2 separate regions of the Homo sapiens genome follow, and region 1 is linked to region 2. A link is an interaction called in ENCODE POLR2A ChIA-PET data of the cell type or tissue named here. Cell type or tissue: IMR-90. All regions are shown on one strand. Each heading gives the region's core, and the rest is flanking DNA. Links, peaks and the distances in the headings are about the cores only. Region 1 overlaps KCNK15 (potassium two pore domain channel subfamily K member 15). Region 2 holds the start of LINC01260 (long intergenic non-protein coding RNA 1260).

Region 1 (8,747 bases), core at 550-8,549, 84 kb after region 2:
GTATGAGGGCGTGGCCACATCAGCACTTAGGAGAGGCTCTGCACAGGTCCACCTCAGAGCCGACCCTCCAGAGCAACTTTTCTGTTGTGAAGAGGCTGGTTTTCTGAGTAACGGTTGAAATGTGCAACTTTCAACACTGGAATCTTCGCTGCAATTAGTGAGGTCAGATGCTCACACTACGAGAAGCATGGGGAACAAAGGTGGACCAAATGGGACCGTGTACAGTCCAGTGTTGACAAGGGGGTCAATCTCTTGCGCTAAACGATCTCATTCTCTGCCCAGTGTATAGAGTGGAATCAGCCCATGTGTGAATGATGGCCTCTTTCCCCCAGACAGCTGATGCTCTTTGTCCCTGGCCAGCCCCACTTCAGGATGAGGGAGGCCTTGCTGTCACCCACCCACCATGTCACTGGGGCCACTTGGACACAGCAGAATGCCATGGGACGAGCTCTCTTCCGGGTCCTGTCAATCACCAGCAATATGACCTTGGAGAATCGCATCCTCTCCCAGGGCCTCAGTTTCCACATCTGTAGAATGACGGGGTTCATCCAGAACCCTGCTCCCTCTTACGCATCTCTGGCAGGACTTTCTGGAACAGGCCCCTGCACCATAAGGGGGCAGAGACAAAGCCCGAGGTGTGGCATCCTGGCACCCCGTGGCACTCAGCCACTTCCCCTGGCTTCCCAGATAGGGCTGTCTCAACACAAAGCATGAACGAGCCAGGTTAGAAAAGCCAAAAACTTTAATTTCAACATGAGCTACATGGTCATGAACACAATGCAACGCGACCCCACTCCAACCCAAGGGCCCCAGAAACCCTCCCTCCCTAAAGGCCTGGGCGGCTGCTGCTCCAAGAGAGGGAATGAGGGAAAGGTGGGTGGATGGAGAGAGGCCCCCAGCCTAAGGACCCAGGCTCCTGCCTTCCCACCACCCGTCCAGGAAGCAGTCATAAAGTGAAAGGGCTCCAGAGGTGATGCTCACAGCCCTGGGTTCGGCTCCATTCTGACCTCCCTGAAGCGCTGGGTTAGACGGGCACCATCAGCCCACCTCACAGGCTCGGCGTCGGGTGAGCTCGTGGACGCTAATGCTTTCTGTCCACTCTGAGGTGCTGCTCCAGATGTGGGGCCCTCCCAGAGGGCCTCGGAGACACCATAGGGGAACAGGGAGAGGGGCTCGGTCCCTGGGCCTGACACAGCACTGCTGCTCAATAAATAAATGCAGGTGACCTTGCCTGACGCAACAGCTGTGCCTCCAGAGGGGGTGGGACTCGGTACTGTTTCTGACACGGAAATGCACCCAGGAGCTCCTGGCTGAAGGGAATTGGCTTGTGAAGTACATAACCACCCCCTAAGCCACCTGCTCCACCTCTGGGTGTAAAAGAGTGAGCTCTGGGCTGTTGGAGAACCGAGTTCCAGTCCTGCCCACCCACTAACACAGTGGGACCTCAGGCAAGCACTTTCCCCTCCCAGGACCTCAGCTCCCTGCTTTGAAATGGGGATGACGGCACAGGCCACCACCTACTCCCCAGGGGCTCTTGTGAGGGCCGAAGGGCACACTCGAGATAAAAGCATTCTGAAAACAAAGTCTGAAAAGCACAACAGGAAGGCCAGGTCTCACTGCATCTGAAGGTTTGGGGAGGACTTGCCTGAAATGAGGCGCCCACAGCTGCTCCCATTCCCTCACTGCCCCAGGCAGGAGCTGGTGTTTCCTAACTCTCCCTCCAGTTGGTCCTGAAGAGGCTATGGCCCCTTACAAGGGCCCTCCACCCAGGCATCAAGGTCTAGACCCAATCCTGTGTACCCTCAGTCAGCTGGGCCAGCCCCCAAGGAGAGCTGAGTCTCCCTGGCAACCCTCTCCCCCAGACCCAGGCCCAGAGAAGTCACTGGTTTATAGAGGTGGAGCCCAGTAGGGCTGTGCAGCCCAGGGCTTCGAGGCCAGGAATCCTTGTCCCAGCAGACATGCACTGGAGCAACGGTCTCCTGTCGCCTGAAGAACAATGGAGCCCCTAGTTCTTCCCCCTTTGCACCCTTGCTGAGGGGTCTTGTGTGAGTCACTTCCTGTTTCTGGGCCTCAGTTTCCCAACCTCTCAGATGGGCTACAGCTTGTCCTGCCCATCTTTTGGGGGGCCATTAGGCTTCAAAGAAAGAAGGGAGGAGGAGGTATGGGCAGTGGCAGCCCCACCTCATACTGCCCTGGCTCCGGCTCAGCCTCTATTGGGAGGAGGGGACCCAGGCTGGGGGTGCCACTGAACACACAGGTGACTCCAGGGGTGGCTTTTCCCCCAAGCTGGGTCTTGATTTCCTTGTCTGTAAAATGGAAATGGACTAATGGTCCCAAAGGCCCTTCAAGGGGGTTCTGGAGAAGGAGAGTGGAGATGGCTCCTTCCCATGGTATCCTGCATGTGATCTTGGCCCAGAGATTGAAAACAGTCATCCCCTGGAGACCCCAGCCCCCCAGTGGCCCCTAGTGCCAGCCTCTCTGCTCCTCTTCAAACAGTGCAGCCTGAGTCAGCAAGGGGCCAGGCAGTAGCGGGGACAGGATGGGCTTGAAGCTTCTCCGAAGCTAATGATGAAAATGTCACTCTCCTCCCCAAACCCCCATCCCTTGGTGAGGACAGACCGTAGTTCCCACACCCAATGGTCACAGCCCCTGGGAAGGGGCACATGCTCACGATGACACAAAGAAACAGGGCTCCAGCCCCCAGCTGCTCCACCCCTCCAGGAGGTGAGCGGGATTTCACAGAACAAACAAGAAAATCATTGAGGGGGCCCTCACTGACCACCCCCAGGTGTTGTTATTGCTTCGGAGCTCTCTCTCTCTTTATAAAGGCTGTGCAGACACCAGGGGAAGGGCTCAGGCTGTCAGGGCCAAGCCCCTGCTCCCCCTGGTTGGGACAGCCAGGCTCTGCCCTGTTTTTGAAAAGCTACCCCTGAACAACCACAGCGGTGATGGCTGGAGAGAGAAGGCGCTCTCCTGGCTCAAAATATTCCAATGGTAAGTAATAAACGAACAGCAGAGAAATCACACTGGTTAGAAAAACAAACAGGCAAGGGGCCAATTCTGTGCCTTGAATGCGAATCCCTCCAGAGCCCTGCTCCTTCCACCCCCAGCCTTGGGATTCCACCCACCGCGGTCCCAGGAAACTCTGAAGACCTCCTGGGTAAAGGGGGCGTCTCCATCTCCCCTTCCCAGTGCAGGGTAAGCAGCTCTGTGGAGGTGATATACATTGACCAGAACTTTAAAGAATACCCAGGGTTTCCACAGGCTAAGGGAAGGGAAGAATTTCCGGGTGGAAGGAGTTGCCTGGTGGGACTGGGACCGGGACCGGGACCAGGAACAGGGTGGGACCAAAGGCAGCCTGGGTGTCCTCAGGAGAAAACAACACCCTCTAATGGAGACCAGGCCCCCTCTGCCAAGGTCCTACAACCCTTAGGAGTCCCTCATAAAGAAAGTCAGTACCAAGAATAATAAATCAGAACAGCCGAGTATAACAGGCAGCTCCAGCTATAACCCTACGGGGACAAGGGAAGGAAGGGGGCGGAGGAGGAGGGGCTGGCCTCCTGTGAGCCAGGCTGCCCCATCTAGGCCCAGGCCAGCGAGGAGACAGTGGTCTCCTGGAATGTACTTGAGGCTCCTCTCCACCCCCGGTCCTGGGACTCTGTAAGGACTATGCATGAGCTAAGAACAGGCCCCAGGGCTTGGAGCACTAACTCTACCTAGCTAACCTGGACTACGCCCTACACAGCAGGGACTAGGTAAAGAGTGGCAGGCTTCTGGGTGCCTCCCAGGGGAGGTGGCAGAAATGTGCTTCTATAAAGAGGGGCCAGCCTCCATCCTCCCTTGCATGCAAAAGGGCTCCCGCAGGCCCCAGGGAGGGCTGGGCTGGGAAGGCAGCTACCCAGGCCTGCTGGAAAAGGAATCTCCCAGTTCTTACACTCACGCCTCTTCACTTTTCTCTCCTACCGCCATCTTTCCTTCAGCCAAGGTAATTGAGGCCGGGGCAGTGGGTTCTGCCCTTAGTATAGGATGTTTTTTTTAAAAAGACTAAAATAGGGGGGCTCTATTTGCCTCCCCAGCCCCCTGGCCTGGAGGCAGGGTGGGTAGACAGGATGACCATTGACCTCATGCAACAAGGAGGGGTTCTCCAATTTGAGAAACCCTTATCTTGGCACCACCAGTCCCAATCCCAACTTTCCTTAGCCTCCCCCTCCAATACAGCACCCCCAAATGCTCTCTAGGGTTGGGGTTCTGGAAACTCAGGTTCCACAGCTCCTCCACCGGAACACAGACGACAACATTCTTTCTAGTCCGCCAGCGGTTCCTAAACTAGCTTGTTGCAATCCCATGGAGCGAGGCACCTAGGGGTCTGTGCCAGGCCCCCGGCACCTCCTCCTTTCCTTTGGTCCCTGCTGAACCCCAATTCCTAGAGCCACCAGAAGAGGGGCAGGCAGGAGGGGACGGACGGATGGACTCGGACAGGCTGCGGCAAAGCTCCTTCCACGGGCAGGCAGAGGGAAGCTCAAGCTCCTCTTCAAGTGGGGGGCTCTGGGCCCCTGGGAGCTGGCTCCGGATCCTTGCAAAGCTGCCCCTTCATCTCTGGGGCAGGAGTAGCTGCCTGAACCCGGTGCCGCAGGAAAGACACTTGCTGGTAATTGGCACCATGGAGATGGCCGGCTGGGTTCTGGACATGGCTCTGGGCAGCGAGCTTCCGAGGAGGCAAAAAGGGGGAGAAGTTGGACAGTTTGGGAAGGGAGAGTGGTCTGCTCTGCCACCTCAATCTTTCCTTTCTCTGGACTGCAGCCACATCCACCAGGTCAAGAACCGGCCAAGTCAAAAGTGTAGCCAATCCCGTTGGGAGAGGGGAGGTCTCGGGGGTAGGAGGCAAAGAAGGGGTGAGGAGGGGCCCAAGGGGGGGCAGGTCTCCCCGTTCTGCTTCCCCACTGTGGGGGAGAGCCCCGTCCTCCTGTTCAATGTGCCCCTGGGCCTGGGGTCCCAGGTCAGGGCTGGGTGGTCTCCAGGCCATCTTGGGGAGCCCCTCCCCATTCCAGCACTAAGATCGTTCTCCGCAGGGCCCCACGGTGCTCTCGAGGGACAACTGGGATGCCTGCCGGAGCAGGGGGCCTGTGGCTGGGTCCACCATGGAGGAGGTGGGGAAGAGCTTGTACCAGCCCACGGCCAGGGTGGTCAAGTCCAGCTCCTCCAGCAGCACGCGAGCCACACCCATGAACTGCTTCCGCTCCATCCGCCCGTAGTTCCCCCACACGATCACCTGTGGGGCAAGAGACACAGTGGTTCAAATCCTGCCAGTGCCACTCACAGGCCCAGAAGCAGAACCTGGGTCGCCCCATGCCCAATCCAGCTCAGTCCTGTGATTTCTACCTCCTTAAAACTGCAATTCCTCAACAGGCCTTTCTTATCACGGGGCATCACACCAAGCCCCTGGCCTCCAGAGGCTGTTGATGGTAATGGTGACGGTGACGATGGTAATGGGTAGAACACTTGCTGTAGGCAAAACTGCAAATACTTTTCCTGCACACAGCACACATTCCACTGGCACCAGAATGTTATCAGGTAGGTACTATTAGGGTCCCCGCTTTACAGATGAAGGAACTGAGGGTCAGAAGGGAACTTGTTCAAAGTTGTGCAGTAAGTTGTGGAGCTCAGTTCAGCCACAGTGAACTGAGGGCCTCGCCTGTTTCCTCCAGGCGAGGCCCTCCAGAGACACCCCCCGCCAGGGGTGCCCTCCTCTCATTCTGGTACTGTGCATGTGTGCTCGTGCACACACACACACGTGAGCGCGTCAATGCCCCTCACCTGGAGGACTTTGCCCTGGGGACTCTCAGGAAACAGCAGCACCTGGTTATACAGTGGGTCCAGCGACTTGCGAGCGACTTTGGTCTTCTTCTTGGCAATGCAGATGCCATTCTCTAGCAGGTAGGCCTTGATGTAGGCCGCTGGGGATAGAGGCCAGCAGGGGTGAGTTCTAGTTTGGCCCTCAAATGGTGGGCAAAGGGTGCAACAGAGGGAGGCTGCCCACCCTCTGCTGGAGATAGGTGTGCCCCCATGGGGTCTGGGGAGGACGCACCAGGACACATGGGGGGTGGGCATTTGGGGGCAGCAGGTACAGCTGGGCTTGGGTGCAGCCTGCCCCACCTCCTCTGGTGGTCCTCACTGTCTCCACCCTTCCTTTGCTCACTCTGTGCTCACCTGTTTCCTCTCTCAGTCCATAATGTGCCCACCCCCTCCCTGGCTTATGCATCTATCTGCTGACCCCCTCACTCACCAAGCCTGAGCACCTACTGCATGCCAAGAACCCTGCTAGGCACTGGGGTATAATGATAAGCTGGAAAGATGGTCCCTGCCTTCCAGGAGCTCAGTCCAGTGGAGGAGAGGAACAAGGTCAACAGACAATCTCAACTGGCTCTTCAAACAAACCCTAAACTACCAATTCCACATAAGACATCAGAGTTGGGACAGGGGGTCCCCACAGTTGGGCCCAATTTTCTCTCTTCAAGGCCCTCAGTACCCATCAGGATATCCTCCCTGACCTCCACCCCCACCTTGCAGGGGAAGGTAGGCCCCAGACCTGGCAGTGTCTTGGAGCCTGGCTTGGCTGTCAGTCCCCGAGCCTGGATAATGTCCACCTCCAACTGACCGTTCCGCTCCTGCAGACCGATCTCCACATCCCCTGGAAGAGGCACCAAGAGATGAGACTGGGAAATGGTTCAGAAGCTCAAGCTTGGACTCAGCTCTTCTCCTTTACTTAGGGCTGAAACCCCCTTCCCCTGCTCCCAGCCCAGAATAAGACCAGAACCAACTCCCACCAAGTGCCTAGGCTCTGCTGAGGGCTTGAGAGTGTGCCCTGGGCTCTAGGCGGCATGCGCAGAGGATGGATCAACAGGCAAAGGGGAAGGAGGGAGAGACGCTGAGCTTCTGGTGTGACACCCAACTCCCCTAGTCCATTTGAAACCAGCCTTGGGGCACTCACCCATGGGTGTGGTGGCCAGGGTCTGGCGGCCCACAAACTGTGCCGGCCCCATGCTTCCCAGGAAGTCACTGAACTGGGCGTCCGACGCCAGGCAAACTCCTCCATAGTTAAGGCTGCAAGAGGAAAAGGTGAGACAAAGCACACATTCCCAGTGGTTTACCAACAACTCTGGACTCAAGCAGTCAACCTCCATGCAATGGATATGCTGAAACTTCCCTCTTGGGATGGAGATAAGGTTTACCCAGTATCTGGCTCATGTGGTTTAGTGCCTTGATACTCAAAGTGTGGTTCAGAGACCAGCAGCATCAGCATCACCTGGGAACTAATTAGATACATAGAACTGCAGCCCACTCCACCCCCAGCTGCTGAATCAGAATCTGAATTTTAATGCGAGCCCCAGATGATGCCCTTGCACGTGAAAGTGTGAGCTGCACTGCAAACGGCTCTAGACTCTGAGGGGTGCATTTCTTGCGGCTGCTTGGCTACCTAATATCCACTTCCCCTTCCTCTGGTAACAAGATCTCAAATTTTCTTTACGGAACCCCCTCCCCGTGGCACATGATCACAGTGGGGTGGAGGGAACAGCTCCTGAGACTGGGCCTCCAGCTCAGCCTGGCCAATCAGGGCATCCCTTCCCCTCGGCCAGTGATCAGCTCAGAGACAGGCATGTAGCCCAGTTCAGCCAACAAGAATCAGGCCTGGAAGCTTTGTTTGAACTATGGGGAGTGAGACGCTCTCTTTCCCACCAGACTTGAGCCTGAGATGCAGGACTGGAGCTTCTGGTGCTATGTAGCTACCATCTGGATCCCGAGAATGAAACCATCAAAATGACAGCATTGTGTGAGCTCCTGGATCAAGCTCTGCCTGAAGCAAGCTACTTCATCTTTTGGTTACGTTAAGTCAATATCAACAGCAACAACAAAGATAATTTTATTATTTTGCCTAAGACAGCTTTAGTCAGTTCTCCCCACTCCCTTCACTTCTCTAAGTATCTCTTTCCCATCTGTGAAATGGGAATAATAATGTTCCCATCTCCTAGGTCTGTTGTATTAAGTGCGATGAGGCACTAAGTACCATGCCTGATGTGCCTCTGTTATCCTGAGCACCAAAGCACTTGCAACCCATTTTCTCATCTGATCCTCACCACAACCACAGGAGGTTTTTTTTGTTGTTGTTCTGGTTTTTGTTTTTTTTTTGAGACAGAGTTTCCCTCTGTTGCCCAGTCTGGAGTGCAGTGGCACGGTCTTGGCTCATTGCAGCTTCGAACTCCTGGGTTTAAGCGTTTAAGCAATTCTCATGCCTCAGCCTCCCAAGTAGCTGGGAATACAGACGTGTACCACCACGCCCGGCCAATTTTTGTGTTTTTTAGTAGAGACAGAGTTTCATCACATTGGCCAGGCTGGTCTCCAACCCCTGGCCTCACGTGATCCACCCACCTCGACCTCCCAAAGTGCTGGGATTACAGGGGTGAGCCACCACGCCTAGCCCAAGAGGTTGGCTTTTGATCTTTATCACCATCTTTTAAATAAGAAACACATTTGCCCAGCAAAAGGGTGACCCTATTCCCTGGCCAGAGATGAGGCATACAGAGTCAGAGGCTTAACCCAAGCCAGGCCAATCAAAACCTCTCTCTGGGAAATAAAAAAGAGAATCCTGGAGACTAAAAGTCACAAGAACTGAGCCATATAAATGGCCTGCCCTCAGGCAAAACCCATAAACTCTACTAGCTACCCAGTCTTGGCTGCCCGATTCTTCCCTG
Region 2 (8,747 bases), core at 371-8,370:
TTCAAAGTCAACTTAATTAAAAGCAGGTATTAAGACTATAATTTTTAAAATAGAGCCTTTCTGCTTCTTCTATTTTGGATCTTGTTTTGGGGAATTTTTTTTCAGGTGACTGAAACCCCTCTTTTAATTATATGGTGAGTCCCTCTCTCTGTTCGCTTCCTTTCTTGTTGGTGTGATTTTTTGCTGAAGGAAAAAAAAAATGTAAAACTTAAGCAGCTTTCTGGAAAGCTTAAATTTATTCTCTGTGCTTTGAAATGTAAATTTCCTACCTTGTCTAAAATTCAGTGAGGTACTCGCTTCGCAGCACATATACTAAAACTGGAATGAAGGCCGGGTGCAGTGACTCACGCCTGTAATTCCAGCACTTTGGGAGTCTGAGGCGGGTGGATCACCTGAGGTCAGGAGTTCGAGACCAGCCTGGCCAACATGGTGAAACCCCATCCATACTAAACATAAAAAAATTAGCTGGGCGTGGTGGCACATGCCTGTAATCCTGGCTACTTGGGAGGCTGAGGCAGGGGAATTGCTTGAATCTGGGAGGTGGACGTTGCAGTGAGCCAAGACTGCACCACTGCACTCCAGCCTGGGTGACAGAGAGAGACTCTGTCTCAAAATAAATAAATAAACAAATAAATAAATAAAATGAAATTGGAATGATAGAGAAAAGATTAGTAGCATGTCACCTGTGCAAGGATGAAATGTAAATTCTGAAGCGTTCCATTAAAAAAAATATGTTATTTAATAAAATTAATTAAGGCCAGGTGTGATGGCTCACACCTGTAATCCCAACACTGGGAAGCTGAGGTCAGGAATTCAAGAGCAGCCTGGCCAACACGGTGAACCTAGTCTCTATTGAAAATGCAAAAATTAGCTGGGCATGGTGGTACACGCCTGTAAGCCCAGCTACTTTGGAGGCTGAGGCAGGAGAATAGCTTGAATCCAGGAGGTGGGAGGCTGCAGTGAGCCGAGATTGTGCCACTGAACTCCAGCTTGGGCAACAGAGCAAGACTCTGTCTCAAAAACAAACAAACAAAAAAATGAAAAAAAAATAAGTCACAAAGGGATCAAACTTCATTTTGGCTACTCCTGCTTTGGCGATGGCCACAAAAGGGAAAAAGTTTTTCAAATTTTTTTGGTAACTATGCCTTTAGAGTTTTGCCAAGCTAAATTAAACTATGAATATTTATTGAAGATCTAGATCATTTCCAAATAAGATATAATGCTAAGACATTAATTACTACATATAAGTTTAAGCTCATATACTTTTGGTTTCTTATTTCAGAGAAACAAAAGATATTTAGGGGCTGGGTGTGGTGGCTCATACCTGTAATCCCAGCACTTTGGAAAGCTGAGATAAGAGGACTGCTTGAGGCCAGGAGTTACAGACCAGCCAGGGCAACATAGTGAGACCTTGTCTCTACAAAATAAAAATTTTAAAGTTAGCCAGGAGTGGTGTTGCATGCTTGTTAGTCCTAACTACTCAAGAGGCTGAGGCAGGAGGATCGATCACTCAAGCCTAGGAGTTTGAGGCTGCAGTGAGCTATAATCACACCACTATATTCCAGCTTGGGCAACAGAGCAAGACCCTGTCTCAAAAAAAAAAAAAAAAGAGATATTAAGATCCGCTAGTAAAAGTATCCTATTCCACACTGAAAAATTGTTCCATTAGAAAGCCTGTGTTTCTAAATATTATAAAATGTGTATTAATCAATTGTTAGTACATAGTGACAAAATTACTTCTGGCTGGGCGGTGGCTCACACCTGTAATCCTAGCACTCTGGGAGGCTGAGGTGGGCAGATCACCTGAGGTTAGGAGTTTGAGACCAGACTGGCCAACATGGTGAAACCCTGTCTCTACTAAAAATACAAAAAATTAGCCAGGCGTGGTGGTGTGTGCCTGTAGTCCCAGCTACTTGGGAGGCTGAGGCAGAAGAATCACTTGAACCTGGGAGGTGGAGGTTGCAGTGAGCTGAGATCGCGCCACTGCACTGCAGCCTGGGTGACAGAGTGAGACTCTAAAAAAAAAAAAAAAATTACTTCTTAGATTTTCAGTATAAATTAAGATTACTAAGATTTAAAATTCTGACTAATATATGGTAACTAACACTAGAGACCAGAAGGAAGACAATTCTGTATTCAGAATATGTAAGGAAAGTAAGACATCTTTTTAGGAAGGAAGATTATAAGAAAGACATAAGCATGTGGTTTTTGTTAAAGAGAAAGTGGTTTTGCCTAGTTTAGAGGTTATTTAAAGGCTGTATGAAATTGGGATAAAAGAAGGAAAGAATAAAATAGATTAACTGAATGGATATAGAAAGTTGGGAAAAGAAAGAGGAATGGAAAAATTGTAAGAAGTTATAAAAGGTTTATAGAAATATTATCTCGTGTGGTCAAAGCTGATTGAGATTAGATGATTTATAAGGTTTTATTAAAATTAGGCTTTATATTTATAATGCATTGATGCAAAAGTAGAATCATTTTTCTATTTTGAACTAGATAGTCACATAGTTTTTTTTTTGTTCTTTTTTTTTTTTTTTTTTGAGATGGAGTCTCGTTCTGTCACCTAGGCTGGAGTGCAGTGGCGTGATCTCGGCTCACTGTGACCTCCACCTCCTGGATTCAAGTGATTCTCCTGCCTCAGCCTCCTGAGTGGCTGGGATTATTGGCATGCGCCTCCATGCCAGGCTAATTTTTGTATTTTGAGTAGAGAAAAGGTTTTGCCATGTTAACCAGGCTAGTCTTGAACTCCTGATCTCAGGGTGATCCGCCTGCCTTGGCCTTCCAAAGTGCTGGGATTGCAAGCGGGAGCCACCGCACCCTGCCTCATATAGTATTAATAAGAGATAGCAAAAGATTTTTTTGTTTACCTTTTGAGTAAACTGCTGCTAAAAAAAAAAAAAAGGAGAAAAGAAACGGGGGAGAGGGAGAGACATTCTGTTGGTCTCAAGTTGTCTTTTTCAGGTCTTTTGTGTCAGGCCTCTGAGCCCAAGCTAAGCCGTCATATCCCCTGTGACCTGCATGTATACATCCAGATGGCCTGAAGCAACTGAAGATCCACAAAAGAAGTGAAAATAGCCTTAACTGATGACCTTTCACCATTGTGATTTGTTTCTGCCCCACCCTAACTGATCAATGTACTTTATAATCTCCCCCCACTTAAGAAAGTTCTTTGTAATCTCCCCCACCCTTAAGAAAGTTCTTTGTAATTCTCCCCACCCTTGAGAATGTACTTTGTGAGATCCACCCGCTGCCCACAAAACATTGCTCCTAACTCCACTGCCTATCCCAAAACCTGTAAGAACTAATGATAATCCCACCACCCTTTGCTGACTCTCTTTTCGGACTCAGCCCGCCTGCATCCAGGTGAAATAAACAGCCTTGTTGCTCACACAAAGCCTGTTTGGTGGTCTCTTCACACAGATGCGTGTGACATTTGGTGCTGAAGACCCGGGTCAGAGGGACTCCTTCGGGAGACCAGTCCCCTGTCCTCACCCTCACTCCGTGAAGAGATCCACTTACGACCTCGGGTCCTCAGATCAACCAGCCCAAGGAACATCTCACCAATTTCAAATTGGGTAAGTGGTCTTTTCACTCTCTTCTCCAGCCTCTCTTGCTACCCTTCAATCTCTCTGTCCTTCCAATTCCAGTTCTTTTTCCTCTCCAGTAGAGACAAAGGAGACACATTTTATCCGTGAACCCAAAACTCCAGGGCCGGTCACAGACTCAGGAAGACAGTCTTCCCTTGCCATTTAATCACTGCGGGGACGCCTGCCTGATTATTCACCCACATTCCATTGGTGTCCGATCACCGCAGGGACGCCTGCTTTGGTCATTCACCCACATTCCCTTGGTGGCAAGTCAATTGCGGGGACGCCTGCTTTGGCTGCTCACCCACATTGCAGCCCAGGGCTGCTCCCCACCCCCTTCTCCATATCTCTACCCTTCTCTTTAAACTTGCCTCCTTCACTATGGGCAAACTTCCACCCTCCATTCCTCCTTCTTCTCCCTTAGCCTATGTTCTCAAGAACTTAAAACCTCTTCAACTCTCACCTGACCTAAAATCTAAGCATCTTATTTTCTTCTGCAACACCACTTGGCCCCAATACAAACTAACAATGGTTCTAAATGGCCAGAAAATGGCACTTTTCATTTCTCCGTCCTACAAGACCTAGATAATTTTTGTTGAAAAATGGGCAAATGGTCTGAGGTGTCTTACGTCCAGGCATTTTTCACACTTCGTTCCCTCCCTAGTCTCTGTTCCCAATGCGACTCGTCCCAAATCCTCCTTCTTTCCCTCCCACCTGTCCCTTCAGTCCCAACCCCAAGCGTCGCTGAGTCTTGTGAATCTTCCTTTTCTACTGAACCATCTGACGTCTCACCTTCTTCCCAGACTGCTCCTCCTCAGCTCGCTCCCCACCAGGCTGAATCAGCCTCCAACTCTTCTTCAGCCTCTGCTCCCACATCCTATAACCCTTCTATTACCCGCCCTCCCCACACCCAGTCTGGTTTTCAGTTTCGTTCTGCGGCTAGCTCTCCCCCACCTGCCCAACAATTTCCTCTTAGAGAGGTGGCTGGAGCTGAAGGCATAGTCAGGGTACATGTGCCTTTTTCTCTATCAGACCTTTCCCAAATCAGCCAGCATTTAGGCTCTTTCTCATCAGACCCCACTAAATATATACAGGAATCCCGATATCTAACTCTGTCCTACAGTTTAACCTGGAGTGACTGAAATGTCATCCTGACTTCTACCCTCTCCCCAGATGAACGGGAAAGAGTTTTTTCTCTAGCCCAATCTCACGCTGATAACCGCCGGCTTCATGAACCTGACCTCCAGGAAGGCAGTAGAGCAGTTCCCCGAGAGGACCCCCAATGGAACTATCAGGCAGATTCCCCAGGTATGGCTAGGCGAGATTACATGGTTTCCTGCCTAGTTGAAGGGCTTAAAAAGGCAGCTTACAAAGCTGTTAATTATGACAAACTTAGAGAAACTACCCAAGGTAAAGACGAAAACCCAGCTCAGTTCATGGCCCGCTCGGCAGCAACCCTTACACACTTTACCGCCCTAGACCCAGAGGGGCCAGAAGGCCGCCTTATTCTTAATATGCATTTTATCACCCAGCTCCTGACATTAGAAAAAAGCTTTAAAAATTGGAATCCGGCCCTCAAACCCCACAACACGAATTAATCAACCTCCCCTTCAAAGTGTACAATAATACAGAGGAGGTAGCCAGGCAGCAACGCATTTCTGAGTTACAGCTGCTCGCCTCCGCTGTAAGACAGCCCACAACCACGTCTCCAGCATACAAGAACTTCAGAACATCCAAGCCACAGCTCCCAGGGGCTCCTTCAAAACATCCTCGTGGACCTTGCTTCAAATGCTAAAAGCCTGGCCACTGGGCCTCAGAATGCCCGCAGCCCGGGATTCCTCCTAAGCCGTGCCCTGTCTGTGCGGGCCCCCGCTGGAGGTCGGACTGTCCGACTCACATCACTGCCACTCCTAAAGCCCCTGGAGCCCAAACCCTATGTTCCTTGGCCGACTCCTTCCCAGATCTCCTCGGCTTAGCAGCTGAAGACTGACGTAGCCCGATCGCCTCAGAAGCCTCCTGGACCATCACAGACGCTGAGCTTCGGGTAACTCTTAAAGTGGAGGGTAAGTCCATCCCGTTTAATCGATATGGGGGCTACCCACTCCACATTATCTTCTTTTCAAGGGCCTGTTTCCCTCGCCCCCATAACTGTTGTGGGTATTGATGGCCAAGCTTCAAAACCCCTTAAAACTCCCCCACTCTGGTGCCAACTTGGACAACGTTCTTTTATGCACTCTTTTTCAGTTATCCCCACCTGCCCAGCTTCCTTATTAGGCTGAGACATTTTAACCAAATTATCTGCTTCCCTGATTATTCCTGTACTACAGCCACATCTCATTGCCCCCTTCTTCCCAACCCAAAGCCTCCTTTGGGTCTTCCTCTCATATCCCCCGACCTTAACCCACAAATATGGGACACCTCCACTCCCTCCCTGGCAACCAATCACATGCCCATTACTATCCCATTAAAACCTAATCACGCTTACCCCACTCAATGCCAGTATCACATCCCACAACAGGCTTTAAGGGGATTAAATCCTGTTATCACTTGCCTGCTACAGCATGGGCTTCTAAAACCTATAAACTCTCCTTACAATTCTCCCATTTTACCTGTTCAAAAACCGGACAAGTCTTACAGGTTAGTTCAGGATCTGTGCCTTATCAACCAAATTGTTTTGCCTATCCACCCTGTGGTGCCCAACCCGTACGCTCTTTTGTCCTCAATATCTTCCTCCACAACTCACTATTCCATTCTTGATCTTTAAAATGCTTTTTTTCACTATTCTCCTACACCCCTTGTCCCAGCCTCTCTTTGCTTTTACCTGGACCGATCCTGACACCCATCAGTCCCAGCAGCTTACCTGGGCTGTACTGCCGCAAGGCTTCAGGGCCAGCCCTCATTACTTCAGCCAAGCTCTTTCTTATGATTTACTTTCTTTCCACCCCTCTGCTTCTTGCCTTATTCAATATATTGATGACCTTCTACTTTGTAGCCCCTCCTTTGAATCTTCTCAACAAGACACCCTCCTGCTCCTTCAACATTTATTCTCCAAGGGATATTGGGTATCCCTGTCCAAAGCTCAAATTTCTTCTCCATCCATTACCTACCTCAGCATAATTCTTCATAACAACACATGCGCTCTCCCTGCGGATCGTGTCCGACTGATCTCTCAAACCCCAGGCCCTTCTACAAAACAACAACTCCTTTACTTCCTGGGCGTGGTTGGATACTTTTGTCTTTGGATACCTGGTTTTGCCATCCTAACAAAACCATTGTATAAACTCACAAAAGGAAACCTAGCTGACTCCATAGATTCTCAATCCTTTCCCCACTCCTCTTTCTGTTCCTTGAAGACAGTTTTAGAGACTGCTCCCACACTAGCTCTCCCTGGCTCATCTCAACCCTTTTCATTACACGCAGCCGAAGTGTAGGGCTGTGCAGTTGGAATTCGTACACAAGGACTGGGACCGCACCCTATAGGCTTTTTGTCCAAACAACTTGACCTTACTGTTTTAGGCTGGCTATCATGTCTCCATGCGGTGGCCGCTGCTGCCCTAATACTTTTGGAGGCCCTCAAAATCACAAACTATGCTCAACTCACTCTCTACAGTTCTTATAACTTCCAAAATCTATTTTCTTCCTCACACCTGACACATATACTGTCTGCTCCCCGGCTCCTTCAGCTGTACTCACTCTTTGTTGAGTCTCCCACAGTTACCATTGTTCCTGGCCCGGACTTCAATCCAGCCTCCCACATTATTCCTGATACCACACGTGACCCCCATGACTGTATCTCTATGATACACCTGACATTCACTCTATTTCCCCACATTTCCTTCTTTCCTGTTCCTCACCCTGATCACACCTGGTATATTGATGGCAGTTCCACTAGGCCTAATCGCCACACACCAGCAAAGGCAGGCTATGCTATAGTATCTTCCACATCTATCATTGAGGCTACCACTCTGCCCACCTCCACTACCTCTCAGCAAGCTGAACTCATTGCCTTAACTCGAGCCCTCACTCTTGCAAAGGAACTACGCACTACGCATCAATATTTATACTGACTCTAAATATGCCTTCCATATCCTGCACCACCATGGTGTTAAATGGGCTGAAAGAGGTTTCCTCACTACGCAAGGGTCCTCCATCATTATTGCCTCTTTAATAAAAACTCTTCTCAAGGCCGCTTTACTTCCAAAGGAAACTGGAGTCATACACTGCAAGGGCCACCAAAAGGCATCAGATCCCATCGTTCAGGGCAACGCTTATGCTGATAAGGTAGCTAAAGAAAGAGCTAGCATTCCAACTTCTGTCCCTCACAGACAGTTTTTCTCCTCCTCATGGGTCACTCCCACCTACTCTCCTGCTGAAACTTCCACCTATCAATATCTTCCCACACAAGGCAAATGGTTCTTGGACCAAGAAAAATATCTCCTTCCAGCCTCACAGGCCCATTCTATTCTGTCATCATTTCATAACCTCTTCCATGTAGGTTACAAGCCGCTAGCCCGACTCTTAGAACCTCTCATTTCCTTTCCATCATGGAAATCTATCCTCAAGGAAATCACTTCTCAGTGTTCCATCTGCTATTCTACTACTCCTCAGGGATTGTTCAGGCCCCCTCCCTTCCCTACACATCCAGCTTGGGGATTTGCCCCTGCCCAGGACTGGCAAATTGACTTTACTCACATGTCCCGAGTCAGGAAACTAAAATACCTCTTGGTCTAGGTAGACACTTTCACTGGATGGGTAGAGGCCTTTCCCACAGGGTCTGAGAAGGCCATCATGGTCATTTCTTCCCTTCTGTCAGACATAATTCCTCAGTTTGGCCTTCCCACCTCTATACAGTCTGATAACGGATTGGCCTTTATTAGTCAAATCACCCAAGCCGTTTCTCAGGCTCTTGGTATTCAGTAGAAACTTCATACCCCTTACCGTCCTCAATCTTCAGGAAAGATGGAACGGACTAATGGTCTTTTCAAGACACACCTCACCAAGCTCAGCCTCCAACTTAAAAAGGAGGACTCTGTCAAGGATACAGCCCAAAAACTCAACAACCAAGCAAGTAATTACGCTGAACAGCCTTGGGCACTCTCTAATTGGATGTCCTGGGTCCTCCCACTTCTTAGTCCTTTAATACCTATTTCTCTCCTTTTA

What was found. Peaks named below come from ENCODE experiments on the same cell type or tissue, not always from the same donor. Only the 100,000 strongest peaks of a DNase experiment are listed, where the experiment ranks them.
Region 1: POLR2A ChIA-PET joins it to region 2 with 16 read pairs; 4 of 35 experiments call an interaction of 5 or more read pairs at or near these places.

Annotation. Positions count from the first base shown.
Region 1 is chr20:44,751,084-44,759,830 of GRCh38, forward strand. KCNK15 (potassium two pore domain channel subfamily K member 15) reads left to right here. Exons shown (of 2, transcript NM_022358.4): 2 at 1-1,230. RIMS4 (regulating synaptic membrane exocytosis 4) reads right to left here. Exons shown (of 6, transcript NM_182970.4): 3 at 6,989-7,101; 4 at 6,587-6,688; 5 at 5,815-5,954; 6 at 725-5,269. The coding sequence ends at 5,051. Among named protein-coding and RNA genes, the nearest start is that of KCNK15-AS1, 9.2 kb to the left of the region's middle. RefSeq lists enhancers at 858-1,405, 5,653-6,852. In IMR-90, for the core only: no CTCF peak of the experiment used is centred there; no DNase peak of the experiment used is centred there; H3K27me3 peaks cover 3,624 bases.
Region 2 is chr20:44,667,260-44,676,006 of GRCh38, forward strand. It overlaps LINC01260 (long intergenic non-protein coding RNA 1260), which reads right to left and starts at 4,480. Exons shown (of 5, transcript NR_034104.1): 1 at 4,380-4,480. RefSeq lists enhancers at 3,219-3,720, 3,721-4,220. In IMR-90, for the core only: no CTCF peak of the experiment used is centred there; no DNase peak of the experiment used is centred there.